2 separate regions of the Homo sapiens genome follow, and region 2 is linked to region 1. A link is an interaction called in ENCODE POLR2A ChIA-PET data of the cell type or tissue named here. Cell type or tissue: K562. All regions are shown on one strand. Links, peaks and the distances in the headings refer to the core of each region. The heading gives the core; the rest is flanking DNA.

What was found. ChIA-PET counts read pairs that join two places held together with the same protein. Peaks named below come from ENCODE experiments on the same cell type or tissue, not always from the same donor. Only the 100,000 strongest peaks of a DNase experiment are listed, where the experiment ranks them.
Region 2: POLR2A ChIA-PET joins it to region 1 with 6 read pairs; 2 of 35 experiments call an interaction of 5 or more read pairs at or near these places.

Annotation. Positions count from the first base shown.
Region 1 is chr18:46,185,889-46,188,802 of GRCh38, reverse strand. All of the region lies in intron 1 of ARK2N (arkadia (RNF111) N-terminal like PKA signaling regulator 2N), which reads right to left. Among named protein-coding and RNA genes, the nearest start is that of ARK2N, 13 kb to the right of the region's middle. In K562, for the core only: no CTCF peak of the experiment used is centred there; no DNase peak of the experiment used is centred there.
Region 2 is chr18:46,059,152-46,062,065 of GRCh38, reverse strand. The region is part of intron 1 of PSTPIP2 (proline-serine-threonine phosphatase interacting protein 2); the gene reads left to right. Among named protein-coding and RNA genes, the nearest start is that of PSTPIP2, 12 kb to the left of the region's middle. In K562, for the core only: a CTCF peak has its summit at 398; DNase peaks (open chromatin) are centred at 445 and 1,605; H3K4me3 peaks cover 294 bases.

The DNA.
Region 1 (2,914 bases), core at 303-2,802:
GGGCTCAAGTGATCCCCCGGCCTCTGCCTCCCAAAGTGCTGAGACTATAGGCATGAGCCACTGCGCCCAGCCAACATTTTGATTTTTTAAAAGATAAGTTGACATTTCAAAATCTTATATTTTTATGTTAGTAATTCCCTAACCACTTAAAATTTTTGCCAGGCATGGTGGCTCACACCTGTAATCTCCAGCACTTTGGGAGGTCAAGGTAGGAGGATTGCTTGAGCTCAGGAGTTCGAGACCAGCGTAGGCAACATAGTGAGACCTCGTCCCTACTAAAAATAAGAAAAACAAGCTGGGCCGCCACATGTCGCGGCTCACGCCTGTAATCCCAGCACTTTGGGAGGCCTATGCAGGTGGATCACCTGAGGTCAGGAGTTCCGAAACCAACCTGGCCAACATGGTGAAACCCCATCTCTACTAAAAAAACAAAAATTGGCCGGGTGTAGTGGCAGGCACCTGTAATTCCAGCTGCTCCGGAGGCTGAGACAGGAGAATCACTTGAACCCGGGAGGCAGAGGTTGCAGTGAGCCAAGATCGTGCCATTGCACTCCAGCCTGGGCAACAAGAGCAAAACTCTGTCTCAAAAATATATATATATAAGATTTTAAAGGACAAAATCTGTACAAGTGGACAGTTACTCTTTACCTCAGTTACTCTTGCCTGACATTATCTGCCAAGGCATCATAAAAACAGTATGTGCCCTTCAAATAGGTTTAATAATACTAGGCTTACAAAAAACTTCCATACTGTGCTTACTTAAAATTATGCTCAATGTATGCCAAATGCTTAATCAATAAAAGAAAAACTATGCCATACAAGGAGGGAAGAGGGAGTTATTAAGCAAGGGAGTTACTTAGCGGGGGAGTTCCAGTTTAGCCTCATAGCAGTTTAGTCTAAACAAATTTTTTAAGTTATTTTTTAATAGGCTTAGCTTGAAAACCCAAAAACTGTCAGCTGGCTTACAGTTTAAATATTAAACCATGTTATGTTTATTACTGAATCTATTATTCAAAAATTATGTACTATCCTAGCACCAAAAATCAAGGAAACTGGGCACTTCTCATATGAATGAAACTAAATAAACTGAAGTCAAGAGACCACAAACAAGAATATAGTTAACTCCAAGAAAATAAAAATTTCTGCCTTTAAGACAGTTATTGGCCGGGCACAGTGCTCACGCCTATAATCCCAGCACTTTGGGAGGCCAAGGCGGTCGGATCACCTGAGGTAGGGAGTTCAAGACCAGCCTGACCAGCATGGTGAAACCCTGTGTCTACTAAAAATACAAAAAGTAGCCAGGCGTGGCGGCGTGCACCTGTAATCTCAGCTACTCGGGAGGCTAAGGCAGGAGAATTGCTTGAACCCGGGAGGCGGAGGTTGCAGTGAGCCGAGATGGCGCTACTGCACTCCAGCCCGGGTGACAGAGCAAGACTCCGTCTCAAAAAAAAAAAGACAGTTATCATATAAAACATTATAGTTGGCATCTACTGCTGATTTTTTGTTTGTTCGTTTTTTCATGAGACAGAGTCTCGCTCTGTCACCCAGGCTGGAGTGCAATGACGCGATCTTAGCTCACTGCAACCTCTGCCTCCCGGGTTCAAGCGATTCTCCTGTCTCAGCCGTCTTTTTAAAAAAGTAGTAGTAAGGGCTGGGCAAGGTGGCTCATGCCTGTAATCCCAGCACTTTGGGAGGCCAAGGCGGGCGGATCGCCTGAGGTCTGGAGTTCGAGACCAGTCTGACCAACATGGAGAAACCCCGTCTCTAACAAAAACACAAAATTTGCCAGTCATGATGACGCATGTCTGTAATCCCAGCAACTCGGGAGGCTGAGACAGCAGAATCACTTGAATCCGGGAGGCAGAGGTTGCAGTGAGCCTAGATCATACCACTGCACTCCAGCCTGGGCAACAAGAGAGAAACTCCATCTAAAAAAAAAAAAAAGTAGTAGTAAGTTCTTTAATAGTTGGGAGTAAGGTTAAAAAAACAAAATTCGGCCGGGCACGGGGGCTCACGCCTGTAATCCCAGCACTTTGGGAGGCCGAGGTGGGCGGATCACGAGGTCAGGAGTTCAAAACCATCCTGGCTAACACAGTGAAACCCCCTCTCTACTAAAAGTACAAAAACAAAATTAGCTGGGCGTGGTGGCGGGCGCCTGTAGTCTCAGCTACTCGAGAGGCTAAGGCAGGAGAATGGTGTGAACCCGGAAGGTGGAGCTTGTAGTGAGCCGAGATCCCGCCACTGCACTCCAGCCTGGGCAACAGAGCGAGACTCCGTCTCAAAAAAAAAAAAAAAAAAAAAAAATCACCAGTTGGGTGCGGTGGCTCACTCCTGTAATCCCACCACTTTGGGAGACCAAGGCAGGAGAATCATGAGGTCAAGAGATTGAGACCATCCTGGCCGACATGGTGAAACCCAATCTCTACTAAAAATACAAAAATTAGGTGGGCATAGTGGCGTGCACCTGTAGTCCCAACCACTCGGGAGGCTGAGGCAGGAGAATCGCTTGAACCTGGGAGGTGGAGGCTGCAGTGAGCCGAGATAGCACCACTGCACTCCAGCCTGGCGACAGAGCAAGACTTTGTCTCAAAAAAAAAAAAAATTCATGATAATCAGCTGTCCATCTTTAAAAACCACTCTCCATAAACTTTTAAATCAATCAATAAAAATAATAAAATAAAAACACTCCTAGCTCTTTGTGAAAGTTTGCCTATTCTATACCTAAACACTTCAAAAAAATGCCCCCCCTCCCTGTCCAAAATGCCCAACTTAAGGTATTTTCGAAGTTTTGCCTGTTTTTTTATTTTTATTCTTTGAGACAGGGTCTCACTCAAGCTGCCCAGGCTGCAGTGCAGTGGCACGATCTCAGCTCACAGAAACCTCCACCTCCTGGGTTCAAGCGATTCTCCTTCCT
Region 2 (2,914 bases), core at 135-2,634, 130 kb after region 1:
CTGAACTGCCAGAGAAAGCAGTCTCCATGGTGTGTCCTCTTTACACTTGCCCTATAGTGCTTGGTCTCTGCTTCTATTTGAATGTTACTATTGAAAGAATAGCTGTTGGAAGTGATAGTTTCATAAGTGGCCACAAATATTCGAAAACCCTAGAAATATGGGCATCTAAGTCCCTTCACTGCTTCAAACCTTGGTGGCCCCACCTCTTGTAATCTGCTCTGAGCCCTTATTATCAAATACAGATATTGTTTTCTCTGTCCCAGGAGATCCAGATCCTGCCCTACAAGGACTGAACTAGGGGTTCAAAAAGACCTAAGCTCTCAGGAATAAAAAGTATTGACTCAGGCCTTTGTCAGCACTTCCGCAGATGGCCAGATCTGGGCACTGTTGATTTGTCCTGTGGGCTGTCTGTCCCAAGCTCAGGTTTCCTCATCTACCTGTCCTATGTTAGGGCCTAACTATTTAATCAGCGTTCTTGTCTAGTTCCTGCCCATAAGAGTGGTTGACCTTTACTGTGACCAACCACAGCCCAGAGCCACTATCTTGGCTGGCAGGCCTCTCCCTGGCTGATACAGACTGGTATTGCTTTTCCCTGGGCAGCATGGGCAGGAAGTTTGTGGATAAGGGACCTTGATGCTCCTGCCAGGTCCTCCGAATCTCCATCTCATCTGCTTCCTTTGACTTAGAGCTATTGTTTCTCAGTGCGAAGCAGCCTCATTTTGGTCATGAACTTCATATATGATTTTTTTTTTTTTTTTTGGTGAAATGGAGTCTCGCTCCGTTGACCAGGCTGGAGTGCAGTGGTGCAATCTTGGCTCAGTGCAACCTCCGCCTCCCAGGTTCAAACGATTCTCCTGCCTCAGCCTCCTGAGTAGCTGGGATTACAGGCACGCACCACCATGCCTAGCTAATTGTTGTATTTTTAGTAGGGATGGGATTTCACCATGTTGGCCAGGTTGCTCTTGAACTCCTGACCTCAAGTGATCTGCCCATCTCGGCCTCCCGAAGTGCCGGGATTATAGGTGTGAGCTACCACACCCAGCCTCCTGTATGATTTTTTATTAATGTGCATCTATTGGTGCATTCCCTCTTATCTGCCAACCACTGACCATTTCATCTCTGCTGTTTTATACGTGTCATTGTCAATTAGTAATGTAATATTGATGTCAAGGATAGAGTACTATAGAGTACAAGGCACCTGCCTGTGAGCACATGGCCCTTCCCTGCAGAAACTAAGCAGAAAAGCCCAAGGCCAAAGGGCTCAGCAAGTTATTGTAGAAGCCTGTCTGCTCTCAGAGGGCAAAGAAACCAGTCCTCTGGGCGGAGCCTCACATGGGGAAGCTGGAAGCCTGGAAAGACCAGCACCCTCCCCTGCCATGTAAAGTTTGAGTGTACAAAGACTGCAGCCATTTAGAGGGAATTGTGATTGATTCTGAGAGAACAGAAAATGGAGAGGGCAAGGCCACCAGCCAATGGCAGCCACAGCTCTCCTACCTTTATTAGGAGTCATTTGGGGTCTACACGCTATTGTACTCAGACTAAATGAGTGACTTGTCCAGTGCCACCCAGCTAACCACTCTGGACTTGAGCTTCCTGTTGTGCAGTGAGGATAATGATATCTGGCAAGCCCAATTTTAGGACTACAATGTGTTTCAAATGATAAAGTACGTCATAGTTGTGTTAAGGAGGTGGAATTGTGGGTAATGTGTTAGTATATCCACAGACTAGTTTCTTTGCAGTTAAATTAATTTTTAAAAATTTAGATAATGAATGAAAATGATGAGTGGAAATCACTTTCAAAAATTTAAGGAATTGCAGTGAAATACCATAGTGAAATAGAGTCCCTAATCACTAAAAATTATGATTTAAAACAAGCACCAGGAAAGATATTTGAAATATAATAATATTATAAAGATATTTAAATGACGATTTAAAACAAACACCAGGAAAGACACTTGTAATATTAAGTTTAAAAGAAAGTTATTAAACAATTTGGAAAACAAGACCTCATTTTAATTTTATTTATTTATTTTTGAGACGGAGTTTCACTCTTGTTGCCCAGTCTGGAGTACAATGGTGCAATCTCAGCTCACTGCAACCTCTGCCTCCCCGGTTCAAGCAATTCTTCTGTCTCAGCCTCCCTAGTGGCTGGGATTACAGGCATGTGCCACCACGCCCGGGTAATTTTTTTTGTATTTTTATTAGAGACGGGGTTTCACCATGTTGGTCAGGCTGTCTCAAACTCCTGACCTCAGGTGATCCACCCGCCTTGGCCTCCCAAAGTGCTGGTATTGCAGGTGTGAGCCACCACGCCCAGCCTAGACCTCATTTTTATTAAACAAAAAATGAAGACAGTCATATGTCACTAGGAAAATATATGAGGATTACATAGCAAATATCAACTATTGTTTTCTCTGGAATTTTAGACACTTTGAAAAATATTATTTTCTTTTTTTTAATCTATACTTAAAAATTTTCAACAATAAAATAAGTATAACTTTTAAAATAAAGAAATAAGACCAGGCGCGGTGGCTCACGCCTGTAATCCCAGCACTTTGGGAAGCTGAGGCAGGCAGATCACTTGAGGTCAGGAGTTCCAGACCAGCCTGGCCAACAAGGTGAAACCATGTGTTTACTAAAAATACAAAAGTTAGCTGGGCGTGGTAGCAGGCACCTGTAATCCTAGCTACTTGGTAGGCTGAGGCAGGAGAATCACTTGACCCTGGAAGGCAGAGGTTGCAGTGAGCTGAGATCGTGCCACTCCATCCAGCCTGGGTGACAGAGTGAGACTCTGTCTTAAATTAAAAAAAAGACCTGCCTGGCCATCACGTTGAAACACTGTCTCCATTAAAAATATGAAAATTAGCTGGGCATGGTCGTGCGTGCCTGTAATCCCTGCTACTCAGGAGGCTGA